Linked DNA regions of Mus musculus: regions 1 and 3 are each linked to region 2. A link is a loop called in an ENCODE intact Hi-C map of the cell type or tissue named here. Cell type or tissue: left cerebral cortex. All regions are shown on one strand.

What was found. Peaks named below come from ENCODE experiments on the same cell type or tissue, not always from the same donor. Only the 100,000 strongest peaks of a DNase experiment are listed, where the experiment ranks them.
Region 1: it touches region 2 in a loop (3-fold over the local background); 2 of 42 quality-filtered maps call a loop at or near these places.
Region 3: it touches region 2 in a loop (4-fold over the local background); 7 of 42 quality-filtered maps call a loop at or near these places.

What each region holds. Positions count from the first base shown.
Region 1 is chr4:33,288,105-33,296,104 of GRCm38, reverse strand. No RefSeq gene overlaps it. Among named protein-coding and RNA genes, the nearest start is that of Rngtt, 18 kb to the left of the region's middle. In left cerebral cortex, CTCF peaks have their summits at 3,111 (motif pointing right) and 4,972 (motif pointing right); DNase peaks (open chromatin) are centred at 3,143 and 5,856; H3K4me3 peaks cover 762 bases.
Region 2 is chr4:32,946,459-32,954,458 of GRCm38, reverse strand. It overlaps Ankrd6 (ankyrin repeat domain 6), which reads left to right and starts at 3,633. Exons shown (of 16, transcript NM_001012451.1): 1 at 3,633-3,712. In left cerebral cortex, a CTCF peak has its summit at 3,498; DNase peaks (open chromatin) are centred at 2,692, 3,539 and 3,925; H3K4me3 peaks cover 1,350 bases; H3K27ac peaks cover 420 bases.
Region 3 is chr4:32,855,705-32,863,704 of GRCm38, reverse strand. Ankrd6 (ankyrin repeat domain 6) reads left to right here. Exons shown (of 16, transcript NM_001012451.1): 2 at 3,117-3,383. The coding sequence starts at 3,264. Among named protein-coding and RNA genes, the nearest start is that of Lyrm2, 59 kb to the right of the region's middle. In left cerebral cortex, a CTCF peak has its summit at 4,325; DNase peaks (open chromatin) are centred at 100, 1,124, 3,356 and 7,935; H3K4me3 peaks cover 2,199 bases; H3K27ac peaks cover 1,609 bases.

The sequences.
Region 1 (8,000 bases), 340 kb before region 2:
GCTCACTGTGCAAAGCTGTGACCTGTACTGCTATTTTATTTGTGTTTAAAAGGCCCTTATAATAGTGTAGGATTCCCTTTGATCCAGCTCATATAATTATAGATTAGCTTTCATAAGACACTGAGCTCTTATTTTATAAGGCGATAATGGATGTTTTCCAAAAGGGACAGAGATTTAGAAGAACTAATGCAAGTGTCTTAGACTACCAAAGCCGAACACTTTAATTAACGTCGCTCGCTGATATCAGGTCCACAGGGGATGATGACAGATGCTGGCTGGGCTTCAGGATCCCTGTGAGTATGTACAATAACGACGGGGACCAGTCGTGAGGAGACAGATCAGCTTTATGTGGATGATTCAAAGGTTATATAGTTTTGGGGAGAGCCGGGGGCAGGACGGTGGGGAAGGACCATTGGCTGAAGGTTTAAGGAACCAAGATGCCTCATTAGCATGGGGAAGCATTTCAGAAATCTCGGGTCCCTGCTGAACGGGTTCTTATCAGGAGATAGGAAGCTGGACCTGTAACCTTAACCAAGGTTATGTGACATTTCACAGGTATAGGGGGTGGGGTCTGGGGGTCCCTCTGGCTGAGAAGAGGAAACCTCACTGACAAAGGAAGTCCGCCATTCTGTACCAAGCTCAGAAAGCTATCAGGGCAATGGTAGACTTCAACCTTAATTAGCAGGGCAACAGACCCTAAGTCTTCACCAAGGGATGGAGTGTGCAGGGGATAAAGTGCACTGGGAGGAGGAGCTCCTTAGGGATGGCCACAGCAGGCTTGATAGTAAGTCTAGAGACAACAGAGGGAAGGCAATGGCCCTATAGGCTCATAGGGAAAGGCAGTATGAGGAGATGTGGCCTTGTTGCAGTGGGTGTGGCCTTGTTGGAGGAAGTGTGTCACTGTGGGAAAGCTTTGAGGTCTCAGAAGCTCAAGCCCGGCCTAGTGCATCATTTTCTTCCTGCTGCCTTTGGTCTGGATGTAGAACCCTCATCTCTTTCTCCAGCACCATGTCTACCTGCACACCCCCACACTCCCCACCAAGGTAATAATGAGCTAAAGCTTGGAAACCGTTAAATGTTTTCCTTTATAAGACATTCCACGGGGGCTGGAGAGATGGCTTAGAGGTCATCTAAGACATCTTCCAGAGGTCCTGAGTTCAATTCCCAGCAACAACGTGGTGGCTCACAACCATCCATAATGAGATCTGATGCCCTCTTCTGTTGAGTCTGAAGACAGCGTACTCACATACATAAAATAAATAAGTAAGTCTTTAAAGAAAAAAAAAAAAACTTTCCATGAACTAGGCAGTGGTGGTGCATACCTTTAATCCCAAGGGCAGGAGTTCAAGGCCAGTCTAGTCTACAGAGCTAGTTCCTGGACAGCCAGAACTACACAAAAAAGTGCTGTTTCAAAAGCCAACCAACAGCTGGGTGTGGTGGTGCACACCTTTAATCCCAGCACTCAGGAGGCAGAGGCAGGCGGATTTCTGAGTTGGAGGCCAGCCTGGTCTACAGAGTGAGTTCCAGGACAGCCAGGGCTACACAGAGAAACTCTGTCTCGAAAAACCAAAAAAAAAAAAAAAAAAAAAAGCCAACCAACAAACAAATAAGTAAGAGTTGCCATAGTCATGGTGTATCGTCACCACAGTGAAACCCTATTTGAGGCAAGTCCCTCTAGCTTTAAATGTGTATATTAAAGATAGAGTCTTCATATGTAACCCTGGCTGGCCTAGAATTCAATACCTAGCCTAGGGTATCCTCTAACTCATAGAGATCTACCGGCCTCAGCCTCCCAAATTCTAGAGTTAAAGGCATGTCCCAGCATTACCTGGTTTGTTGTAATTTCAACACACACACACACACACACACACACAGTTTTGATAAATCATCCAAGCTAACCTTAAACTTACTCTGTAGCCCATGAAAGCCTTAGACTGGTGGCCTTAAACCTCAGCTTCAAAGTAGCCAAAGTTACAGCTTCCGGTCCCAGCTGGTGTCCCTATCTTCCATAAATCAACTTAGTTCTGATCGCTACATCCCTGAGCTATCTAGGAAAGAGCATCTTTCATGAGGCTCAGAATCCTGCAGGTCTGGCATCTCTGGCTGAGTGCCTTGAGCTACTTCTCTTCAATGTATTTCAATCATCATCTGTGGTTCCTTCATTCGCTAATCAGACAACGGGCTAGAGAGACTCCACAGTTAAGAGCACTTAATTGCTGGGTTCACAGAGGACTAGACTTTGGTTCTTAGCATGCATGTCAGGCATCTACACACATACACATGAATACAAATAAAATCTTTTATATACAAATACAAATAAAAGCCGAGCATGTGGCACACACCTTTAACCCCAGCACTCAGGAGGCAGAGGCAGGCGGATTTCCAGGCCAGCCTGGTCTACAGAGTGAGTTCCAGGACAGTCAGGGCTATAAAGAGAAACCCTATCTCGAAAAATCTTTTAACAACAGCAAAGCCCGTGCAAGAGAACACAAATGCAGCATTAGATAAGTACAAATGGCACTCAATTTTCTGAGACATTCGTTCTCTCAGGACTGGAAGACAGAATGGGGGCTGGAGAGATGGCTCAGCAATTAAAAGCACTGACTGCTCTTCTGAAGGACCTGAGTTCAAATCCCAGCAACCACATGGTGGCTCACAACCATCTGTAATGAGATCTAACGCGCTCTTCTGGGATGTCTGAAGACAGCTACAGTGTACTTATATATAACAATAAATAAATATTAAAAAAAAGACAGAATGGACTCAGTGATGCAATTATTGCTTTCTTTTAAAACAAAGAATCTTATGAATCCCAGTCTGACGTCAAATCATCTATGTAACCAGAAGATGCCCTTGAACTTCTCCTGCCTGTATCTTCCAAGTGGACAACCTTGTATGGGTTATGCAGTGCCTGGCAATATACCCAAGTCACCACACATTTGAGGGAAGTCCTCTACCAACTAACTCCATCATCAGCCTTAAGTATCGCAAATAACCAAACTGTATACACCGACTACTGAGGAGTTAGATAGAATCGGGTGAAAAAATAAACTTTATTTTCCGTTTTTTCCGTCCATGAAATCGGAATAATGCTACACCTAATGTTTTTCCACCAGGTGGCGCTACAGCCCAGGGAATCCACCTCATTGATTTGCGACTCAAAAGAAATGAGGTCTGGTCAAGTTTTCTTGAATTCAGCTCCACTCCTAATGTTGGATTTGGCTCCACCACCAGATTCATAGTAGCAGAGGCCAGCCTGACCTACCTCGATTAAGTAGCCGTGACTATTCCGGTACTCTGGCTGTCCAGCTCATGTCGGTAACCTCATTACAAAGGTGTAATGATGATGGGAGGGAGGGGGCTCTCTAAGCACTGCTGTGCCTTTCACAGATAATAATTATCAGCTTCTGTGTGCCATAAAAAACTTAGTTCAACTGTTTTCAATGATGTTCAACCGATTTCAATGGGCTGCTGATTTCCCTTTCAGTTGAGATAAGACAGTTTTCACACCAATTATTGCTGGTGTGCACAGCTATGCTTAATAGATATGGGACCCTGTAGACTTTGAGAGAATCGGGTTTCTCAGTTCAGGGAGAATATGAAAAACTGCAATCTGCCAGGACAGCTTCATCGTACCCCAGCTCTGTCACTTATGGGTTTCAGATGTTTTCTTTCCTGTTGAGAAAAGAAGGGTCTGGCTCTGTCTCCCAGGCTGACCTAGAACTCGCTCCTGCTCCTGCTCCTGCTCCTCCTCCTGCTCCTCCTGCTCCTGCTCCTCCTGCTCCTGCTCCTGCTCCTGCTCCTGCTCCTGCTCCTCCTGCTCCTGCTCCTCCTGCTCCTGCTCCTCCTGCTCCTGCTCCTGCTCCTGCTCCTCCTGCTCCTGCTCCTGCTTCTGCTCTCCTCCTCCTGCTCCTGCTCCTGCTCCTCCTGCTCCTCCTCCTTCTCCTCCTCCTCCTCCTCCTGCTTCTCCTCCTGCTCCTGCTCCTCCTCCTCCCCTCCCCCCTCAAATGTTGGTATTATAGGTGTGTGCCATCACATACAACTTTACAAAACTACAGATTTATTGACTCTCAACCAGGACTTCTTTCATTCATTGATTTCTGGTTTGCAAGTTTTGTGTTTGTTTGCGACCGAGTCTCACGTGTCCCAGGGTGGCCTCAAACTCCCTGAGTACCCAAGGATGAACGTGAACTCCTGATGGTCCCTATTCTACTTGAGTGCTGGAATTATAGGCGCTTTCTATCACATCTCATTTTGTTCGCCTCTGGGGACAGAGGCAAACAAAACCCAGAACTCTGTACGTTATAAGGCAAACATGCTATCATCTGACCTACATCCAAGCCTATATAGTTACTTAGACTTACTATAGATCCAGGAGGATCTCCTGCTCCAGCCTCTACAACCACAGTGTCCTATCACCATATCACCCACACAGCTCAAGCATTCTACCATCTGTCACACCTAGCTGAAGACTGCCAGGTAATGCAGTGCGTGCCTGTAAGCTCAGTACTCCAGAGGCTCGAGCAGGAAGACCTGGAATCAGGCTAGCTTGGACTCTATATGTATATTAGATTTTAAGGGGGAAAAAATTAACCTTTCGGGGCCCAAGGTTTTAACTTTGCCCCTGAAACTTGAAAGGCACAACATCACCTGGCGAGGTCATTAAATGTAAAATCTAATTCAATAGGTTTGGCGTGGACCTGAAATTCTGCATTTCACTTATTTCTCTGAAGACAGAGTCTCAGGTAGGTAAGCCATGTTGGTTTCAAATGCCCTTTATATAGCTAAGGATGACCTAGAAATCCTGACCCTCCTGCCTCAGTCCTGAAGCACGCTCTCTCTCTCTCTCTCTCTCTCTCTCTCTCTCTCTCTCTCTCTCTCTCTCTCAAACTAGTGATACTTTTTTTTTTTAAAATGTCTGAGTGTTTGCACACCTGCATGCCAGAAGAGGGCATCAAATCCCTTTATAGATGGTCGAGATTCACCGTGAGGCTGCTTAGAATTGAACTCAGGACCTCTGAAAGAGCAGCAAGTGCTCTTAACTGCTGAGCCATCTCCCCGCCCTCTTGCAGCTTCCTCATATAAGAGGTTAGTAGCTAATATTGAACATGGGAGATGCTTTTCTAAACTAAGAATTGAATAAACTATCTCTACATCAGTGTTGGGAATTTGATCTCTTCACTGATTAAAATCCCAGGTCCTCACACTTGCATAGCAAGCACTGTCCCCACTAGGATAGCCTGGAGCCCCCGTTTTCTTTGTGTTTGTTGAGATAAGGTTTCATGCCACCCAGGCTAAGCTTTGTTACATACCAGAGACCACACTTGAATTTCTTACCTTCCTGTCTTCACTTCCTAAGTGCTGGGATTAGTCTTGAACTAACATGCCCAATCTACATTTTTCTTGCAAGTTTTCCTTCCAATATCAAATAAGAATGGCTTTACGTACTTAAGAAGTAGAAAGAGAAGCTAGAAAACAAGCCACCAGTTGAACTATACTCTGTGGCCTATGGCTACCTTTTTAAAAGCCCCCCAGTTTTCTATGGAATAGCCCAAGCCACTCCCTTGAGCTGTGAATAAAAAATCCTTTTAGGAAGCTTCTGCATCAGAGAGTACTCGCAGCCCTTAGGGAAGATGCACTTTAGAAATGGGCAGTGTCCCTGCGAGGTGTTCTTAGAGTGCTGGCATTTTCTTCAATACGCTTTTGTAATAGGGGAAATTACTATTCCAAAACACAAGCTTTAAAGACCTGTTAGCACACTGTGGTCTGAGTAACCCTTGGAGACCATGCAATCCACTGGCTAGACAGCCTGGAAACAGCCACTCGACCAATCCACTGCCTGGAAACAGTCTTGGTCCAATCAGCCTCCTAGAAACACTACCCCAACCAATCAGGGGTTTTCTAAGAATTATTTTTCTGTAAAATCTGCCCCTTGTTGCCTGACAAACCGAAACCAGAATGATAAAATGTACCTGAATTTGCTTCTACACTGACTTTCTCAGCCCCAGATGGGCCGTGGCCAGCTTGACAGACAAGCATTCTCCCTTCAGTGGGGTTCCTGCTGCAACAAGTAATTTTTTTAAACCACATCATAATCATTTTGGGCTGAGGTAAGAAAGAGATTTCAAAATATATTATTGTAGTTGTTCCAATGTGGATTCATGTGAGGAAGTTTTGGTTTGGGGTGCAGTCCTGGCTACCCATGAGAGTGAGCTGCAGTGTTTTAAATCCCTGGTACCCAGACCGACTAAGTCTGAGTTTCTTCTCATTGCTGGTGACTGATTGGGTGTAGATTCAATCAGAGAAGTCTCACCACACTAAGTCTTAGCAGGATCAGCAAGCTCCCGGAGAGGTGGTTCCTGGTGAGTTTGCTTTGTTTTTGTTGTGTGTTGCATTGTAAGTTTTTCTGCCTGGGGACTGTAAATAGGAAGGAAGTTACAGAAAGACACCAATGGTAAGGGCAGGACTGGGTCATCTGAACTCACTGAGGGCATGTCGTGGTGGTGAGGTTTACGGTTGCCGTGTTGGAATGATTTTACCCTTCCTGTTATAACACCGTCATTTCACACCATTTGTTGGGGACCCTGGGTCTGTATTTAAAGTTTCATTCTACCATTCGCCTAAAGTCAATCAAAATGGGGAAGTGAGCATATATTTGGTGAGATATCATAGGGTAAGGAGTCAGCTTTGCGGTCGGTACGTTCACCATATACAGCAAACTAAGAGTTAATACAAAATGGTTGAGGTGACCCAATTGCAGACGCAGGGCTTCCTAAGAGGTGATCAGTAAGCTGCAGTGCCAAGTCTCAGAGAGGAGCCTGCGGCACTGTGTTCAAATGCATCCCCAGGACTGCTCTGCAACCAAAGAGATTGTTATCTAATCGCTTCTGTAATGTGGGTGAGCATTTCAGATATCGCTGTAGTCATGGAAGGTGTTGCTGGCTGTGTAGACTGGGAAGGAAGACTCTGGAGACAGGGCATAGAGAGAGAGAGTCTCTATACCTTTCTGGAACCATATGAAACAGAAAATACATCTCTATGGGGGTTCTTCTCTAAGGGGGTGCTTTCCTGAATTATTGAGATGGTAGGAGAAAAAAACTACATATATTCTAGCCAACTCTACCCAGTGTGTCATCAGGCCCTTTGGGTAGTGGAACTCCTTGGGGGATTATCAAGCCAGATCCCCTCACAACCTGGCTCTGGGAGTTATAATCCTAGTGCAGCCTGGTCCTTAGAAATCTTCACTAACCGGGCATGGTAGCATTTGCCTGTGATGATGAAGCTGGAGGATCCGTGTGAGCTCCAGGCCAGCCAGGGCCCTCTTACAAGAGTCAGGCTCTAAAATCAAAACAGGGCTGCCCAAGATGGCTCCACTATAAAGACACTTGTCACTAAGCCTAGCAACTTGAGTTTTATCCCTATAGTCACGTAATGGAAGGAGACAATCCATTCCCCAAACTGTCCTTTGACCTCTGTACAAGCACTGTGGGGTGTGCCCTACCCTTATGTGGTCTCTGTCTCTGTCTCTGTCTCTCTCTCTCTCTCTCACACACACACACACACACACTCTCTCTCTCTCTTATTCTCTCTCTCTCTCACACACACACACATGTTTAAACATTAAAACAAAAGTAACTCTCCAAGAATGATATAAAATAGGAAAAGAATTTTTAATAATTGTGGGGTTTTTTTGAGATTATAACATATCATTTCCCCCTTCACCTTTCTCCTCCTAAACCTTCCCAACCCACATTGCTCTCTTTCAAACTTATGGCTTCTCTTCCTTTAGTTGTTGTTCCACACATGCATACGTGCATAAGCACACACACACTTAAATGCATGAATACAACCTTCTCAGACTGAATAATGGTACTTGTATGTATGGTTTCAGAACTGACCGTTTGGTGATGGATACGATTGGTGTGCTCTTCCCTGGGGAAGACTATTTCTTAGTTGTCTATAGTTCTCTGTGAGGCACTGAAGTCTCCTGGGCTCCCACC
Region 2 (8,000 bases):
GTGAAAGGCTTATAGAAGATACTTTACATTCTTTATCTTTCTCTCTCTCCCTCAACTCTCCTCCCCATGCTCTAAATAAACTCTATTCTATACTATATTTATGGCTGGTCCCTCAGGAGGAAGGGATGCCTCAGGATGGGGCCACAGAGGCACTCCCTTCCCCCACACCATACTGCACCTCCATCAAACATATCCCTGATTTCCTTTTCTTTTGTATAAAACACAACAACATGCACACACACACACACACACACACACACACACACACAAGCACAAATATTCCAAGTAACAAATATACTAGTGGAATCTCAGAAACGCAATGCCAAAGGGCAGGGATGTGGCTCAGTTGGCCGAGAGCTTGCTGAGCATGGTCTAAGTCCGAGGTTAATCCCCAGCACTGCATAAAACAGGATGCATGCGGTGATGCACGCATGCAATTCCAGCACTTGAGGAGTAGAAAGCAGGGGGTGCTACCAGACATTCAAAGTCATCCTTGACTAGCCTGGGCTACTCAACCCCTGTCTCAAAAGGAAAAAAAAAAAAGGAAAAAAGTTGTATAGGCAGCAACAAAGTATTCATTTGTCGAAAAGGTCAAAAAGAACCATATAGTGTTAATAAGAGAGTATAAAGTTCAGGGTGGACACTAGAAGAACATGATTATAGAGGGACCCATGGAAGGCTTCCTACAAAAGCAAAAGCCGGTTTGTATGGTAACAAACATAGAGACCAAAACATTGCTGAAGGCTGAATAACTAACGTGAAAATAACAAGTGCAGTCAACTTGTTAAAGAAAGGTTGGTGGAAAGAAGAGCAGGCCATATGATCACTGAGCAATGACCCTTGTCATTCACTAAGTAGATGTCTTTCTCATTCACGTGCAGCAATTTGAATGGGAATGCCCCCACCCCCACCCCCAGCTCATATTTGAATACTTGGTCCTCGGTTGGTGGAACTGTTTGGGAAGAATTAGGAGATGTGGCCTTGTTTGAGGAGGTGTCATTGGGAGTGAGCTTTGAGGTTTCAAAAGTGCACACCATTTCCAGCTAGATCTCTCTGTCTGATGAGTGTCAGCTACTGATGTAACACCATGCCTGCCTGCGGCCATGTTCCCTGAAGGACACTCTGTAACCAAAGTCTTAACCAAATATTTTCTTTTCTCTTTCTTTCTTTTCTTTCTTTCTTTCTTTTTTTTTTAAAGATTTACTTATTTATTTATTTCATGTATGCGGGCATACTATCATTGTCTTCAGACACACCAGAAGGTGGCATCAGATGCCTATTACAGATGGTTGTGAGCCACCATGTGGTTGCTGGGAATTGAAGTCAGGACCTCTGGAAGTGCAGTCAGTGCTCTTAACTGCTGAGCCATCATCTCTCCAACCCACATCTTCTTTTATACGTTTCCTTGGTCACGGTGTCTTATCACAGCAATAGGAAAGTAACTAAGGTGGGTGGGAGGGCAGTTAGAGAAGCCTGGCTGCCAGCTGTTCCTTCCAAAGGAGCAAGAATGGAGCTGCGGGCTGGGGACCTTCCTCAAATCCAGGGAGATTTAGGAGTTTCTTTTCATTGGTTCATCTAAACTGTGGCTCCTTGGAGATAAGATCTCCACGACAGCCCAGGCACTGCCTGGAATTCCCATTAATCAAAGTCTGGGTACAAATGCAGACTAGTCAGCTCCCAGGGGAACTCACGGATCTTGCAGGATGGCGGGATTTTTTTTTGTGTGTGTGGTTTTGCGGAGGTTGTTGTTGTTGTTGTTTTTGGATCTTTTGTTTGTTTTTTGTTTTTTTCTCGTCCAATTTGCTTCCACTGAGCTGCTCCATTTTTCACCCAGCCCCTTCTCCTCTTTCATTTCTTTCCTTTTTATTTTTCAAATTTTAACGACCCATCCAATGAATTTCACTGAGACTGTTTACAGGAGGAATCATGGTTCCTTCATGAGAGTTACAACACTGAAGAACCCCTCCCCCCACTCAACTGTTAACTGCGTGTCAATCCTTAGGGAGGGGAGAGGATTTCTCACTGTGGATAAAAGAGAAATAATTACTTTGAAATGTCACGTTTACATACTTTACGTCGGGAGCTCTGGAGTTTAGTTGAGACCTGCTCGCAGAGCAACCTGGAGCTCTTAGTGGGTAGGGACAGGACAGGCGCCTCTCCTAACAGTTTCAGGTTGGGAGTGACAAGATTGAAAACAAATTTCTCCCAGAAGAGTTTTCACACTTTGCTAAATAAAACAGCTGCTGAGACTGGGAGGGAACGGCGGACGGGGGTTGGGGGTGGGTGGTGGGTGGTGGTGGTGGTGGCGGCGAGGGTGGTAGGGGGCGCAGAGTGGGGGAGCATTCCCAAATAGTTTCGGAGGATCAAGTGCTTAACTCTCTTCTAGGGTGGGCGGGGAGGGGGTTTTGGAGTGTCTCCTGTTTGAAGCTTTCAGGAGGCAAAAGGAAACAGATACTCTAAGGAAAAGGAGGTTCTCTCCTTGAAACCCAGCTATATTCCAGAGAGGGTGTGAAAAAAAAAAATCGCTTCACCGTAAATTTATCACCAGCCTCAGGTAAGATCGAAGCGTCATGTTCACCGTTCTACCTGCTGACCTCTCCACCTCTGTGAGCAAAAGGTTCCATCACTCATTTGTCATCAGATCGTGTGTGTGTGTGTGTGCGTGTGCGCGTGTGCGTGTGCGCGTGCGTGAGAGAGAGAGAGAGAGCATGCACATGCGCGCGCATGCATGCCTGCATGTGTGCATGTATGTGTGTTAACTTTCTTGCTTGCATTTATATGTATATCGGTGCTGAGGGATTTGAATTTGGGTTCTCATGCTTCATCAGAGCGCACTTTACCCACTAAGTCCTGAGCAGCCAACCCCATGAGATTTTTCTTGAGTAGAATGGCATTCATATAAGGCTGGAAATAGCATTGATTATCTGAGCCTGGTCATTGGGACTGCTATGAATTTGAAATAAACACATTCTTTGAAGTAACCTTTTGTTTACATTAGGCTCCAGGCTTACCACACTCCTAAATCGCTCAGTAAGTTGTTCTTTTTCTTTTCTTCTTGAGGCAGGCTCACATAGGCCAGATGTTGCAGACATTTGTTGGAGTGTAACCCCCTAGTTTATGCTGCCCGGGGAGCTCTTTTAGGTACTGAAAAAGTAGCTGTGGCAGTGAGAGACAAAAACAGTCAAGACAACAGTATGTAAGGCGTACTTGGAACCCGCGGGTGAGGACTGATGTCCCTGCTGGTCCTTCACCAGGCAGCAGCGGGAGAGAGGATGCCCGACCCTCTCTTTGCAGCAGCTTCCTCGGTTTCCATCGGCTCCAGAAAGCCGGCCACAGGTGGAGGGCTGGAGGGTTCTCCGCTCAGTCCATCCAATTGGTGCGCCTGGTGCCCGATGCCGCTGAGGAAACAGCCCTCAGCGCGGGTGTCCTCCCGCTGCTCGTGGGTCCCAGTGGGAGCCACCCCGCACCTCCGGGATGTGCGGTTCGGGAGGATCGTGTGCAATGACCAGCGGCCGCTGCGGGGCGCTGTAGCCCTGCGGACAGCCGGGTGGGGCGTGGCCCGAGGGGCGTGGCGTGGAGTATGGGGCGGGGCCGGCGGGGCCCTCAGGCATCCAGGCCACGCGCGGTGGAGCGTGGGGCGAGCGGCTGCGGGCAAGGAGCGCAGCGGCCCGCGAGCTCCGTGCGGAGCGGCCGGCCGGCGCGGGAGCGAAAGGTACTGGGCATAGTCGCCGGCTCCTGCGAGTGCTAGTAATCCTCCAGGAGCGCTCATGGGGACACTGGGAGGGGGCGTCGCTGGCAGGGGCGCGCTCCTTAGTGGCCGTCTGGCTCCGGGCGCTCTCGACGTCGCGCGTGTGGGGAAGTGCTTGCCCTGCAAACTCTTCCGCAGCCCAGGGCAAGGGCAGTTCCCACGGTCGTTTGGAGCACGGCTGGTCCCGCGGGGCCTTAGGGCCTTGTGCGCCGCCTTTCGGGCTCAGGATTCTCTTACTTGCCTAGGGCATTGAAATGTATCGCTTCCTGTAGATTTGGGGAGCTGGAGAGAAGGGGGATCATTATGGCTGATCCAAAAGGAGTTGTACTTTGTGAAGCTGGCCAAGAACGTTTCCCCCGAAGTGCATTGAGAGAATTCACGTGGTGGTAAGGTGTGTGTGTGTGTTTACCACTTTGATGGCATGAGACTGAGTTGTGAAACCACCAGTTAGGTGTGCGACTGGAAAACCCACGTCTTCAAGCCTTAATAGTTAGAGCTGTGAACTGAAAGCATCATACATAACCTTGAAGTTGACATCAGGCTTTATGGCGGGCATCGTTCCTGTGAGGCGAGGCTCTTGGCTGGTGGTAGCCATGTGTATTAAATTGATACTGATTGAATGTAATGGAAAGAACTTGGACAGTGACCAATCACACCCAGGTGCGAGGTTGTCCCAAGTGTTCAGATTGATACTGACTAACGGTTTCTCATCTTTAAAATATCTGTTACGTGAGTAGTTGGGATAATTAACTTCCTTTGTTACCCTGATTGTATACTTAGCATATGGTGAGTAAGTTTTGTTTTGTTTTATCCTGAGAATACAATGGCCAGAGGATGGCTCATCTGGCAGACTCTTGCCACCAGACAATTGGAGTTTGATTCGCAGAAGGTGTGACAAGGTGGAACTGACTCTCTCACCAGTCGTGGTGTCCTCTGACCTCTTCATGGGCTGAGGTTCATACACACACACACAACATAAATAAACTAGGAATTCATATTACAATTAGGAGGGGTTTCTGCCCTCTCAGCTTGAGGGAAGGAGCAGTCTGAGAAAAAAAATGAGGGAAAATTGGACACCAGACAACAGTTAGTTATAAATTGTTGAGAAGTCTAACCAAAGCTGATTTTTAAAATCAAAACCATCACAATAAAAATGCTAGCCCAAGGGGCTGGAGAGATGGCTCAGCAGTTAAGAGCATTGGCATCTCTTCCAGGGGACCCAGGGCCAGTTCTCAGCACCCACGTGGCAGCCCACAACTTCACAAATATCTGCAACTCCAGTTCTAGTGAACCCAACACCCTCACACAGCCATGCATGCAAAACACCAATGCACATCAGCTAGAATAAATAAATTATAAAAATGCCAGGCTGGGGGTCCATGCCTGTAATTCCAGCCCTCTGGAGGCTGAGGCAGGGTCATTAGTTTGAGGCTAGCCTGGGATACACAGCAAAATTCTGCCCTCAAAACAAAACACCCAGCCTTGTTTGTTAACTCCTTGTTTGACCTTGGTAGCTAGGACCAAATGTTAACCTTCGCATTCTCCTTAGCCCATCCGTGTTTCCAAAGCCGATATCTTCCATATGAAAGCCCAATAGCTTGTGCTATAACTCAGCTTAGCAACGTGGCACACAGCTAATTCCCAAAGTCCTCTGCTCCACCCAGACAGATTCTGGTGCCTTCTGTGAACTCTTGCTCAGAGAGATGGAATACAAGAATAGCTAGCAGGCACAAGTACCCCATTACCCAGCCGAGGAACCCTTCAGTTACCATCCCCACCCCTATCAAATCACTGCTCTGCGTGTCGTCTTAATTCCCCCTTTGCTTCACATTTCCACAACAATTTAGAGCATTCTCGAGTTAAAAGCAGGATATCAAGAGGAAAGCGGAAGCCAGGGAAAGCTTACAGTTTGAGCGGGAGACCGTGGTTTCCCTGTGGTGGACTCGGGCGTGTTCAGTCTGTGTAGAGAACTGTGTCTTCCCCTCACTTAGAGGCTTTAATTTTAAAAGCTTGCTTGAGTCCCTAAGAATTTGGAAAACAGTAATTTGTGACCCTGTGTCTCAGGGAAAAGGTTTTGTTTTTTTTTTTTAAATACAGCTCTCAAGAGAACATTGTTAGGGCTCTGAAGGGTGAAACGCCGAGTGTTCTTTCCCAATGGCTTTACCCCACAACTCTTTGTTCCTTAGTGTGTTCTGTCTGTCACTGTTATTTCTTCAGGATAAACACAGCTCTCCTTCAGTGGTTCCTTTTTTCTTTTCTTTTCCATGAGACAGGGTGTCTGTGTGTACCCAACACACAGAGATCCTCCTGCCTCTGTCAGAGTCCCTTCAGTGACGGTTGAACAGCAAGCTCTGAAGTCTCACCTGAAGGAAAGCCTCCTGGAGAGGCCCTGGGGTCTTTGCTGTGTAAGGGAGCTAGCTTGTCCTGGTATTCTTAGGTGTAGGTAGGAGTGGGTAGGTGAAAACAACTAGGTAGGTATTTAGCTTCCACTTGAAAAAGTGATGTGTGTAAAAGTTCTATTTATTTAATTAAAAAAATTTTTTGAGATTTTTATTTTAAATAAAATAATATTTGATTTTTTTGGGGGGGTGTTTTGCCTTTGTGTAAATCTGTGCACCGTGTGTGTGTGTGTGTGTGTGTGTGTGTGTGTGTGTGTGTGTGTTTGCAGTGCCCATGGAGATCAGGAGACTGGAGTTAGCAGGTTGTGAGCAAGTGGCCGCTCTTCCTTTGAAAGAGCAGAGAATACTCTAACCCCGAGCCATCTTTGCAGTGCTGTATTTATTTATGTACGGGCAGGGTGTTGCTATGTAACTCTGCTGGCCTCAGATTCATGGCAGTCCTCCCTCCCTACTGTGTCTGAATGACAAATGGGGGGAGGGGGGCATCTGCTTGCCTGGCTCCTGGTATGTTTAAGTAGCCAGTCACTAGCAGTCACTAGCCTGTGCCTGTCCTGTGTCTCCTCAGGACACCACCCCTCTCATTTCCTGTCCACAGCAATTTTTCCATAACAGCCAGCTCTGGAAATCCAGCTATTGTAGGTACAGATTGGGAGTCCCGTGCTGTGTTCCCTATCCCCCACCCCCAACCCCACTACGGTTTCTCTTTGTAGTCTGGCTGTCCTAGAACTTGATCAGTAGACCAGGCTGCCTCAAACTCATAGAGATCCCACTGCCACTGCTGGGATTAAACATTTGGGACTCAGTGCTTCAGCTGGGATCAGCACTTGGGGACGATGTGTTCAGTACACTCAGCTTGTTAAATGTAATAGATAGATGACTCCCGTGAATTACAGCTGCAGAATACCCAGCCAAGGGTCCAGAATAGTACTCGAATCTGGAAGTATGCTTACGGACTTGCAGACTCTATGATTTTACTTATGTGGCATCACACCTGGAGTAGTCAGATTGACAGGGACAGAAAATGGGTTTTGGTTTACAGCGGGTATGGAGAGCATGCTGAGAAAGCATGAGCTCTGAATCCAGTGGTATGTTTGAAGTTGTTTCTTTCTATTTTTTGTTTGTTTGGTTGGTTTTTGGTTTTTTTGAGACAGGGCTTCTCTGTGTAGTTCTGGCTGTCCTGGAACTCACTTTGTAGACCAGGCTGGCCTCGAATTCAGAAATCCGCCTGCCTCCGCCTCCCGAGTGCTGGGATTAAAGGCGTGTGCCACCATGCCCGGCCTTTTTTTTTTTTTTTAAGATTTATTTATTATTATATCTAAGTACACTGTAGCTGTCTTCAGATGCACCAGAAGAGGGCGTCAGATCTCATTACGGATGGTTGTGACCCACCATGTGGTTGCTGGGAATTGAACTCAGGACCTTCAGAAGAGCAGTCAGTGCTCTTAACCACTGAGCCATCTCTCCAGCCCTGTTTCTTTCTATTTTTGAGATTATAATATGCTTATACCACTCTCCCCCTAATAGTATTTTAAAATAAAATTTCAGATTAGCCATTTCTGTTCATGATGCCTGTCTGTACCAGGGCACTGAGTTCAGGGACAGTGTAGGGTGGCCAGAGAACCTGAGATGACATCATCTACCTCTCCCACCACCTCCTCAAGCCCGGGCCGGGAAGAGATGTAAAATCTAGTTGTGCTCAGATTGAAAGGCAAGCATCTATGTTATTTACTGGGGGGGTGGGGGGGTGGGGGAGGGGGTGGTGGTGGTGGTGGTGGTGGTGGGTGGGGCTCCAGTCTAAAGATGAAAGATTTATTTATTATTATATCTAAGTACACTGTCTCCACTTGCTAGGC
Region 3 (8,000 bases), 91 kb after region 2:
TTCTAGACTTACTGTGTTCTCTGCTCCCTTCCTGCCTGAAGAACAGGCAGCAAGTTTGCCTTTAAGCTTTTCCCTCCTGAGCACAGTGAAACTGAATCCCGTGACAAAGGACGTGATTGACAGGTGGGAGGCAGACAGATTGCTCACTTCCAGCAACAAGGCTCTCTTGAATGGTGGCTATCTTACTGGAAGAGGAAGCTCTGATTTCATGAGAGGGCAAAGCAGCTACAGCCAGGGCACCCAACAGGTTAGCAGTGGAGTCTAACTTACAGCCCGCAGAGAGGTCACACCCGTGTATTTCCTTCCCCTCTCGGGGTTCTCCATCCTTACCCATCCCTGCCTGCCTCCATCTGGCCTAGTTTACTGGTTCCCAGACAGGGAGCAGAGCATCCTGTCACTCCAAGTGAGGTCAGGAGGGGAAACGGGAAGAGAGGAGACTCGGCATATGTGGTCCTGTGCATCTGCCCTTTGTGTCAAGCGTCTGCCGGTGCGGGTCCCAACAGCGAGATGATCCCTGCCCTGAAATCCGGAATGACTTTGAGATGCCGAAGTGTGAGGGGAAGGCGTTGGCTGCAGATGAGAATTGATAACCTGGGGTGGAGTCACTGCTGCTCATCTTGCAAGCAGTTTTCTGTGCAAGCATGCTGGGGGGCAATGGGGCATATCCAAGATACGTTGTGAATGACCACTGCCCTGTGGAGGTGTGGGTTATATCATGGGGGAAGTAAAGAGGGCCCTTATGTAGCCGCAACAGAAAAGCAAAACATAAAATGTCAAAGCTGGTTGATGAACATTCTCTCATCAATGGGGTGTTTATATTTTTATGGGTTTTTTTTTTTGTTGTTGTTGTTGTTCTTTGTTTTTTAATAGTGATGGTAGCTGTACATGCAAAGGGTGCCTTACCTGGTAATTATCTAAATGAAGCTATCTCAGCCTGCAGCTGTAACCGTAAGAACTTCTGGCTTTAGTCTCATTATCTGAGAGGCTGCATCTGTTGCATGAGACTGCTGTCTGGGATGGGAGTGGCAAGCGATTTACCGGAAGCTGGTTGGCCCTCTGTCTGTTGCTAAGGGGGCTGGGTTGCTGTGGGAATGGGGTGAGTGGGGGTGACTGAGCTGCTCGCCCTCTCAGGCAAGCTTTAGAATAGGCTGGGTGGATGGTGATGATGAAGAAACTGGTCTGAAGCAGGCCACCTTTTGCAAGAAGGGCTCTGGAAGGGAAAGGGTAGAGATAATGCCTAGTGCACAGAGACAGCAAATGGGTAGAGAGAGGGAGGCACCTGCAGATGGGAGCCAGTGGCTACTGCTGTGCATCTTTCTGCATTTGGCACAGAGTGGTTTTGCAATGTTTGAGTTGAAGGAGCAAGAAATCAGTGTAGTTTGTGTGAATGGGATGCAGCCTCTCTGCATAAAAAGGAACAGTCCACCCAGTGTTCATAAGGACAAGCCTCCTCCGTGTGTGTGTGTGTGTGTGTGTGTGTGTGTGTGTGTGTGTGTGTGTGCGCGCGCGCGCGCGCGCACTTCTGTGTGGTGGAGGCAGACAGCGAGGAGATAAGCCCTAATGTACTCTGTGGCTTTGGGCCTTCCAAAGGCATTTCTAGCTGTTTCCCTCACTGCTTAGAGTGCTAACTCTGTTCTTTCTTTGGGCTGGGAATATAACTTCACGGCGGCACTTGCCTGGCATGTGAAAGGCCCTGGGCTCGATTTTCAGCCCAGGAAGGGAAATGGACATCTCAGGGCTGACTGGCTGGGGCACGGTGCTTCCGGTGGCCTGGTGAGCAAGAGCAGACTGGCCTTGCCAGAGTCCCTTTCTTTATTATCTTTTGCCCGTATTTGGGGCAACAAATGGCGAACACAGTGAAAAGTGATGCTAGAGATTGGGGGTAAGAATTACCTTTCTAAAATTATGGTGTTTATTTACATCTGGCTGGGCTCCTCTCTTATAATGAAATGGCCGGGCTCTGTTCTGTATATGAGACTCTACCTAAGGCTGAATGATTGTCAAGTTTCTGGAAGCAACTGTGAAAGATGCCAGGATGCTCTTGGTCATCAAAATATGATCTGATTTGAAAAGTGTGGTGTTTTCTCTCTCTCTCTCTCTCTCTCTCTGCCGTGTGTGTGTGTGTGTGTGTGTGTGTGTACACAATATGGTGCCCCCTTCCATCATGTGGGTACAGGAACTGAGTTCTTGTTCTCAGACTTTGCAGCAAGTCCCTATACCTGAGCCATCTCCCTGGCCACTACAAACGTGATTTAAACACAAAAGACTCCCTCTTCCTCCCGCTGCCTCAGAGAAATCACTATCCCTGACTTGGTTTGTTCTAAAGAGATTACCAGGGCTCCTTGAGCAGAGTCTAGAGTTGTATTAAGGCTCTGCCTTAAGTGGTGGCCATTAAGCACGGGGTTGGGGGATGTTTGTGGAGGGGTTGTTCCTAAACTGGCGGTGCTAGCGCTGCCTGCACTAAGTGAGGCACCAGCTTCTTCGCATGGGGAGTGTCTCTTCAGCTGGGAACGGGGCTCGACCCTGGGCTGTGCTCGGTTCTCTGTCTGTTCCAGAATGCAGGAGACTTTGCAGAAGGTAAAAGATGAAGGAAATCATGTTTGCTGGGGGTAGGAATGGGGACAGGGCTGTCTCCTCAGAGACACCCTGCCCATCAGGGTCTCTGAGTGCATGTTAGCCATAGTGGATTCATAGGAACCTGGCCCTCAAGTCTAAAGGTTGATCATGCACAGTACATGTTGTTATGTATACAACCAGGAGGTATCTAGGGAGCTGTACCAGACCCCCTCTTTTTATAAAATAATTAAAATATAATCGTGTCATTCCCCGACCTTTGCTCCCTCCACCCTGGGTTACATCAGGCCTCTTTACCCAGGGTACTAACTCAGCCTCTCAGGTCTGCCCGGCTCGTGGAGAATGGTCCTGAGGAGGGAGGAAGTGGAGAGTTGGCACACCCTGCTGCTTCACTTTGAAATGCTGTGGAAGTGTGCTTTTGGCTTCCTGTCCCCTGTGCTGTGCAGCAGAGGGACACCATGAGGTCAGCAGTGGTGTGGACTGTCTGTCTGTCCTCTTGTACTGAGTGGCGCTGATGGCCGCTTTGTTTTGTGACCCCCTAGGACCTGAAGATGGAGTAGTGAGAAAGGCATCCCTCAGGATTCCGAGCACCTTTCGCTGTGGACTCCAGCCCCACCCGAGGCTGCATGTGGAGCTGAGGAAACTGACCCACCGCTTGCTTTCCTGGGAGCCCCTTTCTCTCCTAATTCATGAGCCAGCAGGATGCGGTCGCTGCGCTTTCAGAACGCCTGCTCATAGCTGCGTACAAAGGCCAAACAGAGAATGTGGTTCAGCTCATCAACAAGGGTGCCAAGGTAGCCGTTACCAAGGTAACACGGAAAAAAACGCCATAGCTGTTCTCTGGGAATAGCTTACCTCTTGTTGCCTGCAGAACTGTTGTTTGGTTCATAGTTTTAAAAGAACTGGCTTTTGGTAAAGGGATGAAGGCTTGGGAGGGGACACAAAGCACTGAAAATCACTTTTGACTTTTCTCCCACCCACTTCTATAGCCAGTGGACAATTTGTCTCTTTGGAGAAGAAGTTCCTTCACAGAGACTAACTGAACAGTGAGCAGGGGGTGGAGGGTGGGAATCATATTAGACAGGCCTCCTAGCAAGGTGGACCAGCCTTTGGTCAGAAAGCCCCCACTGTGGTCTCACTATCCGATCTAGCAGCTTGGACCAGATGCCTGTCATTACTACTGTGGGGCTTTGTAAGACATTGCTCATCCCTTATCAACTGGCAGTACAATGGCAGGTCAGGGAACGGTTGATTGAAGGCAGTTTTAAACCCCAAGAAAGGTAGGTCCTGGCCAGGTGTATTAGTGCCAGCATTAAGTTTGAAGACAGCCTGGACTACATAGATAATCTCAAAAATAAGCAAAAATAAGGTAAGTCAGGCCCTTCAATGTTGAAGTAATGCTGATCCAAATGTATCCAGCTTCCAGTACTGCCTTGAGTACCGTGAAGCCCCCGGAGAATATTCTCTCCTCATCCTAAAGACATTTCTGTCCAGGTGGAAATGTACCTTACATCCTTGGTGCCCTGGTCCAACGCTCTCCCGCCTTCCGCTCCAGAGAGCCTCACAGATGGAGATATGGTTTCTTTTTTTTCACATGGCATCATCTCTTAGTATCTGACGTTCTGGGCCAGATGTTGGTCAGCCGTCAGTCTCAGTCCCTCTGCACTGCATACTGGTCTTGAGAGAGAAAATCTTGTCAGTTGTCCATGGCACCCCAGAGGTCTACAAGTGTAGTCTGAGGCTAGCATGAGGATCCTGAACTGGCACCTCCTGTGGCCAGCCCAGGAGGTGCTACCCAGCAAAGGTTAGCAGGTAAACCAGGTTCGGATTCGACTCTGCTGTGTTTGCAAACTCTTGTGACTAGCTTAACTTTTCTAAGCCTCAGTTTCCCTACCTGTGATACAAGAATAATATCAACTTTTCAGGGCTGTTATAATAACAGTAACTTAGTCAAAGCCACATAGGCTGCTCTTTCATTTTATGTCTTAAATAGACCTCATTCATTGCTTTGGTTTTTTTGTTTTTTGTTTCGGTTTTGGTTTTTGGTTTTTCGAGACAGTGTTTCTCTGTATAGCCCTGGCTGTCCTGGAACTCACTCTGTAGACCAGGCTGGCCTCGAACTTAGAGATCTGCCTGCCTCTGCCTCCCGAGTGCTGGGATTAAAGGTGTGCACCACCACACCCGGCTGCTTTTTGTTTTTTATCCACAGATTTTTTGTGGTATATTTTACATGCCCCAAGATTAATCTAATCAGAAATTTGCAGAATGCTCACACTATCATGCCGCTGCTAGGATTGAGCTGCCCCCCACCCACCCCACCCCCTTCAGCTGTCTCAGTCACTCCTGCATCTGAGCTCCTGCCCCTTGAGCACACAGTGAGAAGTTGTCCTCAGTAAGCTAGAGGAAGAATTCACCAGGACCCATCCATGTTTGTGCCCTCATCTTGGACTTCCTTGGGGAAGATGCATTTCTGATGTGGCTGCCTGAGCAAACCAATGTAGTCTCGTCCTGGAAAAGGTTATCTATCCAGTCAACCTCACCCCAGCTCTCAGTGATCATCGACCTCCTGTTTGTTTATGAGTTTTCCTTTTTTAGATATTACAAAGAAATGGAATTATGGGGTGACCTGGTTAATTTTATGCCAACTTGACACAAGCTAGAGTCATCAGAGGAGGGAGGCTTTATTGAGAAAATGCTTCCATAAGACAGGCTATGGGGGGCTGGTGAGATGGCTCAGTGGGTAAGAGCACCCAACTGCTTTTTCGAAAGTCTGAAGTTCAAATCCCAGCAACCACATGGTGGCTCACAACCACCCGTAATGAGATCTGACTCCCTCTTCTGAAGTGTCTGAAGACAGCTACAGTGTACTTACATGTAATAAATAAATAAATAAATAAATCTTTAAAAAAAAGATGGGCTATGGGTAAGAAAATGTAGGACATTTTCTCTTTTTTTTTTCTTTCTTCCTTTCTTTTTCTTTTTTTTTTTTCTGAGACAGGGGTTCTCTGTGTAGCCCTGGCTGTCCTAGAACTCGCTCTGTACCAGACTGGCCTTGAACTCAGAAATCTGCCTGCTTCTGCCTCCCAAGTGCTCCCAAGGCGTGTGCCACCACTGCCCAGCTGGTCCGGAGTTCTTTAAGGAAGCAGGCTGAGCAAGTCATGCAAGCAAGCCACTAAAAAGTACCCGTCCAGGGCCTCTGCATCAGCTCCTGCCTCCAGGTTCCTGCCCTGTTTGAGTTCTTGTCCTGACTTCCTCTGATAATGAACAGAAATATGAAATATGAAAGTGTAAATTCTCTTTTCCTAACTGGCTTTTTAGTCCTGGTGTTTTGTCACAACAATAGGAACCCTAACTAGACACACAACATTATGGTCTTCTGTCCTGATTACCTTCCTGTAGTATAGAGTTCTCAAGAGTTATTCATGCTGCAGTGAGTGAGTACTTCATTCCTTTTTGTGACTGGATAGTGATACATAGTAAGCACACATAGAATCACATAGTATCTGCAGGTAGGAAGGGTGGAGAACACAGACAGACACACTGGACAAAGGGGTGATTAATGTCCCTGGCTGGATGGCTGGGGGCAGCATTGCTCAGAACTGCATGCAATTTCAGACTCCAGATTCCTTTCTCTCTTGAATTTTCCATTTTCCATTTCAGATTGTGATTGGCCCTGACAATGGGTTACTATAGGGAGTGAGATGGTGGATAAAGGGGGATCACTACTGTCCTTCAGCCAGTTGATGGACGTTTCCGGATGCTTCTAGTTTAGGGCTGTTATTAAAACTCCACCACAGCCGTGAGCATTGACATACACATTTGTGTGGGCAGAGTTTGCATCTATGGTGGGTGAATGTATTAGTCAGGGTTCTCTAGAGTCATAGAACTTATGGATAGTCTCTATAAAATAAAGGAATTTATTGATGACTTACAGTCTGCAGCCCAATTCCCAACAATGGTTCAGTAGTAGCTGTGAATGGAAGTCCAAGGATCTAGCAGTTACTCAGTCTCACACAGCAAGCAGGCGAAGGAGCAAGAACAAGACTCCCTTCTTCCAATGTCCTTATATTGTCTCCAGCAGAAGGTGTAGCCCAGATTAAAGGTATGTTCCACCGCACCTTTAATCCCAGGTGACCTTGAAAGATTTAATCTTTTGGAATCCATAGCCACTATGCCTCAAGATCTCCATACCAAGATCCAGATCAGAAACTTCTATCTCCCAGCCTCCAGATAAGGGTGACTGGTGAGCCTTCCAATTCTGGATTGTAGTTCATTCCAAATATAGTCAAGTTGACAATCAGGAATATCCACTACAGTGAATATCAGGGAGATTTGCTGAGTCATATGATAAATGTTTCACACTGTAACAAAATGCCATGCCTGGTTTCAAAGCAGGTTTACAATTTCCCATTCCCACCAGAGTGTTTGAGGGTCCCATTTCCTACTTCACCTGTGCTTACTCTACCCTGTTGTTTGTTTGTGATGACACTGTCTCGGTACCATAGCCTAGGCTGGCCTCGAACACATGGGCAGCCGTCTGCCCCCAGCTTTCCAAGCAGGGGGATTACAGGAATGCGCCACCATGCCTGGTCACATCGTTTACTCATCAGTGCAAATAATCTTTGACTTCCAGTGGAGCCATGTCCCATAAAACCATCAGAGTTTGAAAATGTTGTAGGGTGAAATGCATTTTCTACACCTACCCTTAGCTTAGTAGGACTAATCTCAGCTTAGTAGGACTGTACCCTCGGGATAGCCTCTGCTTTCTTTCTGATCATGTCGGAAACTGAGAGTTGTGACTTGCTGTTCCATGCCCAGCATCTCAAGAGGGTCCCATACTACGTGTTTCTAGCCTTGGGGAAGGAAAAAATTCAAAATTCAAAATGATTTCTGGTGAATGTGTCATTACTGTTTTTTTAATCAATGTTAAAGAATCGTAAGTCAAATCACCATAAACCAGGGATCATTTTACATATCTTTACAAAAGTAGAACTTACGCACACTGATGGTGGTTATACATACTTTTAATCCTAGCACTTTGGAAGCAGAGACAGTCCTGGTCAACAGAGTAAGTTCCAGGACAGCAGGGCTATGCAGAGAAACCCTGTCTCTAAAAGCAAAAGAAAAAAAGCGGGGGGGGGGGGGGGGGGGGAAGGGACGACACGGGACGGGACACACACACAAGGAATTTAAAAGCTGTATTTTATGTGCATGGGTATTTTGCCTGCACGTGCGTCTGTGTGTCTGTATGCTTCCCTGCATGTAGTGTCTTAAGAGGCTACAAGTGGGTGTCAGATCCCCTGGCACTCGAGTTACAGATGGTGGAAGACTCCCACGAGGTGCTGGGAATTGAACAGAATTGCAGCCAGTGTTCTTAACCACCAAGTCATGTCTCCAGAGCCTGCTAGAGGCATCCCGGTTCCACG